Regions from separate parts of the Homo sapiens genome. Here region 2 is linked to region 1. The links are chromatin contacts, found by Hi-C or POLR2A ChIA-PET in ENCODE. All regions are on one chromosome and are shown on one strand. The core of a region is the stretch at or near the end of the contact, and the rest is flanking DNA. Distances in the headings are between cores, read along the strand shown. Region 1 overlaps GALNT2 (polypeptide N-acetylgalactosaminyltransferase 2). Region 2 overlaps PGBD5 (piggyBac transposable element derived 5).

What was found. Hi-C counts contacts between places; a loop is a spot of excess contacts on that map. ChIA-PET counts read pairs that join two places held with the same protein, here RNA polymerase II (POLR2A). Pooled maps may share reads with other maps.
Region 2: a pooled map shows a loop between it and region 1 (2.3-fold over the local background). The contact joins two enhancer-like sites. A Hi-C loop is called at or near these places in 2 of 168 maps with a recorded cell type or tissue (MCF 10A and endothelial cell of umbilical vein), 3 of 37 single-sample maps with no recorded cell type and 8 of 50 pooled maps. POLR2A ChIA-PET finds 5 or more read pairs at or near these places in 1 of 52 experiments (PC-3).

The regions. Positions count from the first base shown.
Region 1 is chr1:230,103,434-230,108,285 of GRCh38, forward strand. The region is part of intron 1 of GALNT2 (polypeptide N-acetylgalactosaminyltransferase 2); the gene reads left to right. Among named protein-coding and RNA genes, the nearest start is that of GALNT2, 39 kb to the left of the region's middle. RefSeq lists enhancers at 994-2,193, 1,565-2,286, 2,253-2,322. Within about 2 kb of position 2,963, at least 15 of the 41 ENCODE cell types and tissues checked have a DNase peak (open chromatin) inside an H3K27ac peak, as active enhancers do; they include PC-3, where a contact is called at or near this core.
Region 2 is chr1:230,325,156-230,330,007 of GRCh38, forward strand. PGBD5 (piggyBac transposable element derived 5) reads right to left here. Exons shown (of 7, transcript NM_001258311.2): 6 at 155-260. Among named protein-coding and RNA genes, the nearest start is that of PGBD5, 99 kb to the right of the region's middle. RefSeq lists an enhancer at 2,655-2,774. Within about 2 kb of position 2,087, at least 3 of the 41 ENCODE cell types and tissues checked have a DNase peak (open chromatin) inside an H3K27ac peak, as active enhancers do; they include PC-3, where a contact is called at or near this core.

The DNA.
Region 1 (4,852 bases), core at 1,713-4,212:
CAGCCCCCCTTTTCTCCCCAGCCAACATCTGCAACTGTGAACAGATTTCCATCTTCAGCCTTGGTGGTTGGAAAGAAATGTAAGTCACCTTTTTTTCTGGTTGGTTCTGGGGCAGATGCCACCAGGCTGCAGAGGCAGTCTGTGTCTGTGGGGCTCACCAGGGCATGAGTTCTGCTCCCAGGAAAGAGATTCTTGCAGGATTTTGTCTGTGGTTCTAAGGAGACAAGTAGGTGGCACACAAAAACAGAAAATGAAAGAACCCATCCCTCCAAAACCACACACACAAAGCCAAAAGGAAAAAAAAAAAGCACATAATTATCATGTAGGCACTGTTGCAGCTAACCCTGATTTTGGCCTCAATTCTGAAACAAGTTAGCTGGTTTAGACAAACCCCTTATTAGGTAATGGATTGTTATTCATTCCTCCCCTTCTCCTAGTCATTTACTCCGTGAGAGCTGCTCCTACCTGACCTTCCACTGATTTTGGTAGCAGCATCTCCCAGAGCGACTGTTTCCTTCTTCAGCAGTGTTCCTTACTCAGGGTGTAAGATCTTAACCCCACAGAGCCCCGTATCAGGTTTAATTAACTAATTGATTCAGCTTGTGCTTACTGAGTGCGAGGCAGTCATGTGCTTCTGTTTGGTAAATGGCTTCATTTTCCCTCTAACTCCTGAGCGTCCTGAAGCTTCTCTTATGGTTCTCTCCAAAGGAGTCAGCAGGCTGGCTCTGCAAGGGTCAGTAGGTTCTGGGGTGGTGGGGGGCCGAGGGAGGCAGGGAGGTTGGCTCTGTCTTTATTTGGCATAGAGCTCCCCGAACAGGGTCTCTCCTCCTTTCTCCAAAGGTTAATGGAACCACTATCTTAAAAAGCTGAAATCTTATCTTCTGGGGTATTTGGGTAGAGAAGGCTAGGGAATCCCTTTTCCATGGTGGTGCAGTAGGTTCTCAGAACCAGCTGGTGGGCCTCAAAGAGAGGCGGCTGTATTTTAGCCTGATAATCTTGATTCCTGGTTTCCTGGCTCTGTAGCATCAGAAATGGGAAGCTTTAAAAGCCGTGCCTTGTTGGATGCACCGAGTCATAAAATAAATGTGATGTGCTGGGTGGGGGAAATGCGGGAGGAGGGAAACAGGTGGTTGGAGCTGCTTCGTGATGGCCGCCCACCCTGGCTCTCCTTTCTTAATAGGCTTCAGAAATCCTGGAATGCGTAATTCACCAGCTCACAGAGTTCCACCCATGTCCCCAGTGGCTTCAAAATGTAAATGACATTTGCAGTGCTGGGAGGTAGGAGGGCGATCCCGTTCCTTCCCTGGATCTCAGTCGCAGAGGTGCTGGCTCATGTGCCTGAGTGCAGCGGCTGGCCCGTCATTACTGGTCTTTGCAGGAAGCCACTCTGAAGGCACCTGGGCCCTTGCCAGGCTGAGTCACAGCTGACTTAGGGAAATGCCACACAGGACGCTTGCAGTCCCCCCGTTCTAAGCGTAGGTTTTGCAACTGCATACTCGGAAAATGAATCAGAGTGGGGGAAAGTGTCAGAGAAACAGCAGAAATGGAATGTAGGCAGGAGGGCCACAGTGGCGCTGTGGATTCAGACCACACCTTCGGCTCTGTTTGGGGCCCTTCCTGTAAGGAGCGTACTGATGCCAGAGGCTGGGGGTGTGGAAGGGAAGCTGCTGTGCTGTTAGATCCATTCTGCTATTTAGCCAGCCTTCCTTTTCCCAGCTGGCACAGACAGGATGTGTTAGAGAGGTGCTCAGACCTCCTTTCAGAGCAACTGAATCATTCTCCAGGAGGGACAGGGAGTCTGAAATGCAAACAGGTTCCCAGGGTTATTGAAGAGCAGCCAAACTGAACACCCACTGCTCTGTGGACTCAAGCTGGTTTTAGACATTGTTTGGTCAGGACCAGAGCCGAGCTCTGGGGCCCACTGGGGGCTCTTGTCGCACCATATCATTGATTCTACAATGCACATTTCCCCCGCCTCTCATGTTTTAACATGTCTGAAATCAGGATGCATCTTCCATGGATGGTGTTTCAGGGTTTCATTGATCGTGTTTTTCTTCCTGAGTGGCACACAAAATTAATGGTGCTCCCTAGAGTTGATGGTCCCTGCGGTTCAGTGAACCGTGTTGCTCTTGTGTAAGCTCCTGTGGGAACATAGAGTCTCTGTGTCCCACCTTCTTCCTCGCAGTGGTCAGCACGGATGAGGTGGGAGTTGCATAAATGTCAGCATTCGAAAGTGAGGGCGTCTGTCGGTGCTGTCTCACTGTGGGGCTTCAGAGAACGTGAGCACCTGTGTTTGCATTCTCCATCAAGGTTCATGTCCTGTTGGCTCATAAGCATGATTATATCCATTATACAAACTGGGGCACAGGCACCCAGAGAGAAGTCAAAAGACTTGTTCAAGATGGACAACTAGGAAGTGGTGGGGACAGACCAGTCCTGTCTGATGCCAGATCCAGCGCTGTATCTGCCAGTCAGCATGCACACTTTCATCTCTCCAGCCTCTTCCCACTCACCTTTACTCAACATTTCTGGGCCTCCATAGTGATTGTAGTAATTCGGTAAAGATGATTCATTTCTTTAGTCCGGTCTTCGGACTTGACTTCTTAGAAGCAGGTCTTGTGCAATAGTTGCATATTAACCACTTGGTGACACAGTGCATGAGGGTATGCCAACTCTTTTTGCTCATGGCCGTGCAGTGCAGAATTTCCAGGCATTGTCCGCTCTGTTTCCTGGACTTCGGAGTGATAGCAAAGTTTTGTATTCCCTGATCAGCTGTGTATCTCTGAGCAGCAAGTTGATCTCTCTGTATAAGGGTGACTGTGCCCATGGAGGATGGCATGCAATTGCCTAAAGATTTCAGTCTGAGAATCTGAGAAACGATACTGAATGGAGATGACAGGCTTAGTGCCTGCTTCCAGGAGCCATGCCTCCTCCTGGCCTGGAATGAATACCTAAACACCTGAGGCTCTGAGTTCCGGCAGTGTGCTGAAACTGCTGTTGGTCTGGCCCACTGACCCGGAAACCCAGCCACCTGAGGTTGTGACTTTAGGGCTTCTAGTTTTGTATTTAGCTTTAATTCCATCTGTGAGGCAGTGGAGACTGTTCATTTTATTTTACATCAAAGGCTTTTGGAGGTTGAGATGGGAACAGGATGATAGAACAGTAATGCATAATTATGGAGCATTTGCTGTATGGCAGGCATTCGTAAGAGTGCATTTGTTGATATTATTGTTTGGCCTCTCCTGTCATTAGCCCTAAGCAGCTACACTTGCTAAGCTCTGTGCTAAGGCTGCAGTAAGCAGGCAGGCAGTGCGTGCTGGTGAGCTTGGGCAGTGCTGGAGTGTGTCTTGCCCAGTGTGGGGATGAACATACACCCTTTCATGCTCACAGGTGCCTTAGCCTGGATGATAATGTTTAAGTTCATTCTGTTTATATGCACCGTGTCATTAAACAATGCTGTGAAAAGGGCACTATTATTTCCCCCATATTTTCAGTGATAAGGCAGAGGCCCATGGGCTCCTTGTAGCAATGGAGGCATTCCTTGAGGATCCAGGCAATCTGACTCCCGAGTCCCGGGGCTGGACAGAAGGAAGCTGGCTCCGAGAGCTAGACTGCAGTGCAGAGGAATTCCACGCTCCGCAGGTGCTGTCTTCAGAAGTTGCATCTCGTCAGCAGGATGAGTGCTTTTGGAATAGACAATCTTAAATGTCATAGTGAGGTGACTTGCAGAGATAAGGAAGGACGCCAGCCTCAGGCACTGACTGATGAATCCAGATGGTGACTTCCTCCTTGCAGGAGAATCAGCCACTTACACAGACTGGGAGGGATTCTACTGAGGGAAAAAATGAATTCGCAGCCAGGGACAGTGGCTCATGCCTGTAATTCCAGCACTTTAGGAGGCTGAGGAGGCAGGAGGATCACTTGAGCCCAGGAGTTCGAGACCAGCCTGGGCAACAGAGCAAGATCCTGTCTCTACAAAAACAGAACAAACCAACAATTAGCCAAGTGTGGTGGCACACACCTGTAGTCCCACCTACTCGGGAGGCTGAGACGGGAGCATTGCTTAAGCCTAGGAGTTTGAGGCTGCAGTGAGCTATGATTGTGCCACTGTACTCCAACCTGGGTGACAGAGCAAGAATGTTAAAAAAAAAAAATTCTCATTTCTTCTCATGGACTTTGTGTGTGTGTGTGTGTGTGTGTGTGTGTGTGTGGTTGGTTGGTTGGTTTAAGCCATGGATTAAAGAAAGGAGAACTATTTCCTGTGACTAAAAGTGGTTTACATATTGGTGCTTTAGCAGGAATTTTGGAGGGTGGCTTAAGTGAATAATTAAAACAGAAATCTTCCTAGACGATGTTTATCACACTCAAGACATTAAAAATTAGAGTCAAGGGACTGCTAAGACTTGGGGTGCTGGTGGGTGAGGCTGCCTTTCAGGGAGGCCATGCTGTGAGTTGAGAATCCTAGGCCACCTTGCCTGCACTGCCAGCTTTGCAGCTGTGGGCACATCTGGATCCCCATTTCTGTGCGGGTGCAGACAGGTGAATGTTACCTGCGTGCATCATAAAATGCTGTGAAAGGGGTCACAGGTATTGCCCAGGCTTGGGCAGACTCATTCATAGGGCTCACTGGCTTGCATGAGAAGGGATGCTGGGCACGGTAAACACAGAAGGAGAAGGCAGGCTCTGCTGCCAGGAGCTTGCACCCTGAGCCACGTGGAACTGGTTTGCCTGTGAAGCAATAGGCACAGTCCTGAAAGAGCACAGTCCTGAAAGAGCACTTCTAATTGGGCATACAAGCAAGCTCATAATAAAGTTCTCCTAGGAAGTTTTCCTCATGTTTTGAAGATGATAC
Region 2 (4,852 bases), core at 837-3,336, 220 kb after region 1:
CCAGAAGCCCAGGCTGAGGGCAGGATCTTACCTCCCAGGGTCTTCATCCTGCAGTTCTTACACTGGGGAAACTAGTGATCATCTGCCATTACATCTCTTCCGAGACGGCACAACTATGAGAGCCCTTCTGTCATGGAGGTGCCCAGCCACTTACTTGCTGTATTTGTCATCGTATCTGCAGATGTAGCTCAGGTGAGCGGCAAACGCCTCCACGGCCAAGGGGCATGGGATCTCCCCACTCTTCCTTTTGATGATGACTCCTGAAGGCGAGAGACAAGATAAGCCCCTTCCTCAGCACCTCCTCCTAATGCCACTTTATAAATGTGCCTATCTTCGTCCAGCTTAGCTGCTCCCAACTTAATAATGAGCAGAGGAGGAGGAGGGGAGGGAAGAGTTGAAGAAGAACAATCAGCACCAACCACCAGGTGCTTCAGAGGGATTGAGGAAAGCATCAGTCAGGTGAGTGCCATGGTATGCGCTGGCCCAGACACAGCACCCCAAGTCATGGGGTTTACAGGCCTCTAGGATCCTGGCAGGCCTGAAGGGGCTCTAAGCAGCATGGGGAAGGGTGCTGCATCCGACTGGGCCTTGAAAGAGTGAAAGCGGAGACAGGGCTCACTCCTCCCTCCCTCCCCCTTCTGCCAGGCTGGGTGAGGGATGCTAGGAAGAAGAGGTGGTGGCTGAGGTCAGACAGCACCATGGAGCCCTTTCCACCTGCCTTCATCAAAGCCAAGGGGTGTCGGCAACTCGTCACCCCACACAGGGTGACTGCAGAGTCACCCCGCACAGAGCACTAGACCTCACTCCTCCCATCTAGGCTGTGGTTTTGCATCCTTTAATAAATCCCCCGATAAGTGTGTGAGATGATGGATATGCTAATTACCCTGATCTGATCTCCATACATTATATGTAGCAGAACATCACTATGTGCCCCGTGAAAATGTGTAATTATTGTTTGTCAATTTAAAAAAGCAAAAGGAGGCTGCGCACGGTGGCTCACGCCTGTAACCCCAGCACTTTGGGAGGCCAAGGCGGGGGGATCACCTGAGGTCAGTAGTTTGAGATTAGCCTGGCCAACATGGCAAAACCCCATCTCTACTAAAAATACAAAAGTTAGCTGGGCACGGTGGCAGGCGCCTGTAATTCCAGCTACTCAGGAGCCTGAGGCAGGAGAATCACTTGAAACTGGGAGGCCGAGGTTGCGGTTTGCTGAGATCGCTGCCATTGTATTCCAGCCTGGGTGACAAGAGCGAAACTCCATCTCAAAATGAAATAAAAAATAAAAAAGCAAAAGGGTGGAATTATTATCATTATTTTTTTAGATATGAGGTCTTGCTCTGTCACTCAGGCTGAAGTGCAGTGTCATGATCATAGCTCACTGCAGCCTAAAATTCCTGGGCTCAAGGGATACTCCCACCTCAGCCACCCAAGGAGCTGGGATCACAGGTACATGCCACCATGCCCAGCTAATTAAAACAATTTTTTAAAACAGAGACTCACCATGTTGCCTAGGTCTCACCATGTTGCCTAGGCTGGTCTCAAACTCCTGGCCTTATGTGATCCTCTACCTGGGCCTCCCAAAACTCTGGGATTACATGTGCGAGCCTCCACGCGCAGCCAAAAGGAATTAGAGGCTCAGAAGAAGGAGGAGGTTGTCCTTTTCAACCCTCCCATCCCCCAGCTCCGTCCTTTCATGCCTCCTCGAACTTTGGGGGCCCTACACCCTCAAACACCTTTTCCTCTACTAAGTACAACTGGGAATGCATCCCAGGGGCACCGCAAAGGTCATGGCAAGATGAACAAATCCTACCAGCAGGGCCTGAGAAGCACACGGAGACCCATGAGCCCTCCTTGCCCCGCTGCCAAGCCACTGCTGGTCATTCTGGCTTCCCAGGCCTGCCCTATGCGCCACCCACCGCAGACAACACGGAAGATGAGACGGACGCCTTCTTCCTAACAGCCGCGGCCATTCGAGAGTGGCTGGAGTTGACCTACTGTTTCCTTGAACTGGCCTTCCCTCACAGCAGCAAGGGACTATGGGCACAGTGCCATTTTTCTGTATTTTTTTTTTTAAGGCATTGGCTCACAGGATTGTGAAATTTCAGCAATACTTAAATGGACAAGGTCAAAGTCAAACGGGCATGTCCTTTGCAGGTCCACAGGAGCTTCATCTGGGGCCAGCCCCCTCCCACCCCCACAACTCTCACTGAGGGACCGTGGCTGAGGAGACCAGGGTCGCGCAGATCTGCTTACATACACTGAGCCGGACTCTTTCCTTCTTTCCTCAGAAACAGCAGCATTTCGCATGGAAGAAACACTGGCCAGCTTGTGGGAAATTGAGCTGCCAAGGCCTGCCCTAGAGACGCAGGACCGGGGAAGGGGCCCTGGCAATGAGTTTCCTAAAGCTATCCAAGGGCCAGAAAACCATGGCGGCCCCCACACTGGAGCTTCCTCCTGGCCGGAAGACTATGGCCTCCTTCACTTGCTTATGGAGCCCCTCCTCCTGAGAGATGTTCTGCTGTCGGGAGCCTGCAGAGGGGGCGTTCTCCAGGGCTCAGCGCACCAGGCGCCAGGGAGGGCGTGCGGGCCTGCAGTGCCCAAGGACTGCCGTCTCTCTCCAACGCCCCTCCTGAGGATTCCTGTCCCCGGCCCCTTATCTCAGCTGCCTCTGCCTCCAAGACCGAGTAGGAGTAACCCCTTGTCACACTTGGGGCCACAGCATGTGGCCCGTGCAGGTCTCCCATCTCCAGCTATGTTTTGATTTGCCTGACCTCCAATGACAACCTTCTCTGGGTCACAGGAGGCTCTGGCCTCTGTAGGGTTCCACTTGGATGTGAGCAGGTGAGACCATCCCTATAAAGAAATGCAAATCCCCTTAGTTCTTTTCCCGGAACTCAGGATGCCCCGCTCTGAGTCATTAGTGTCTCCGGTGAGTCATGGCCGCTCTCCGAAGATCTCGGGGTTTCCCATAGACCCGTCCCCATAGCCACCGACCTTGCAGCTTTTCACCTCCTGATTTCAGCCCAATAAGAGCAGAGGCTCCTGGACTGTCACTGTCCCAATCTACCTCACCACGGGACATGGGAGACCTTCTTTAACTCTTCATTTCTTTCCCATTCTTTTTCATAATTTTAAATTTAACATGGGGGTTTCAGCTTGAAACTGAGCTGTTTCCACACCAGATCTGCATCCTCTCCTTGAGCATTTCCCCAGTTTATAAACCAGATCACCCTCCTCTCCCTATGATATTTTGGATTCTGAGGTAGTACCCCAGCTGAAAAAGGCAAGGCAGCTGTCCTGTGACATCTTCTGATTGCTAACATTGGCAATATTAGCAAGAGGGAATCTGATAGTGACTGTCTTGACTGAGTGAATCACTGAGAATGGCGTGTATGTCATGCACAGATTCGTGGTGGACGCTGTATTCAGAGCTATATGGATCTGCACACATGTCTATCTTCTCCATGTCTGTCTCTGTGATGTTCAAGATCGACATGGCCCTGTCTTCCCATTCTAACAGTTGTTCTGTCTTAGCACCTTCCTCGGCTGTTAGTGGCTTGACTGACATTCCTGCTACCTTTCTGCAAATTTAAGTGAATGAATCAAGACCTGACTCATATTCATATGCAGACATTCTGCCTTCCCATTAGTCTTAGTGAATGTGAATCCTAAATGGGCAGACTCCAGGAGGAAGATGACAGACCCAAGGTGGATTTCGAAAGAAAAGCAAAAGGGTTTGGTTCACAATGGGAATATCCCTTGACATGTGACAGCATTTAACATTTTTTTTTTTTCTTGAGACAGTCTCACTCTGTTGCTCAGACTGAAGTGCAGTGTCACGATCTTGGCTCACTGCAGCCTCTACCTCCTGGGCTCAAGTGATCCTCCTGCCTCAGTGCCCCACCAACCCCCACCCCCCAGTAGCTTGGACTACTACAGCTACGCCATGCCCAGCTAATTTTTTTTTGGGGGGGGAGGTGGTATTTTTTGCATAGATGGGGTCCTGCCATGTTGCTCAGACTGGTCTCAAACTCCTGGACTCAAGTGATCCTCCCAACTTGGCCTCCAAAAGTGCTGGGATTATGGGCATAAGCCATTGTGACTGGCCTGCATTTAACTTTTTAAAAAGCCTGTACATATGCTCATACTCTGTGACAAAAAGGTTCATGATTCCCTAGAATCTGGAGTAAAAAAAAATTAACCAATTCCTAAAATGTTCATACCTAGTTACATATTTCCTAAAATTGGAAATTCTGCTCAACTACAACCAGAGTATATATGGTCATAGTAGAACAGAATATAAGATAGAGCTGAGAAGTAGTCTCTAGAATATATGATGCTTCAGTTTATCATCTGATATATACATATATATTTGAGACAGAGTCTTGCTCTGTCGGCCAGGCTGGAGTGCAGTGGCACAATCTCGGCTCACTGCAACCTCTGTCTCCCAGGTTCAAGAGATTCTCCTGCCTCAGCCTCTTGAGTAGCTCAGATTATAGGCATGAGCCACCACACCTGGCCCTGAATGAGATTTAAAATAAATAGGAAAAGGATGAATTATTCAATAAATGGTTTAGGCACAGAGGTGCAGCTGCTGGGTCAACCCAGCCTGGCCACTAAACAACAACAAGATAGTAGAGGCCCACTTGATGCCATGCGTCAAAATAAATTTGAAGTGGATTATGGTAAAGAGCACAAAATTACACCATAAAACAGCCAGGTGAACTTATACTTATCTGGCCTTGGGACAGAGCAGAGACCTAAAGCATGAGAGCAGAGAAGGTATCAACAGATCCGCCTATGAAGAAATGAAAACTTTTTTTTATGTTAAATAATACTAATCACAAATAAA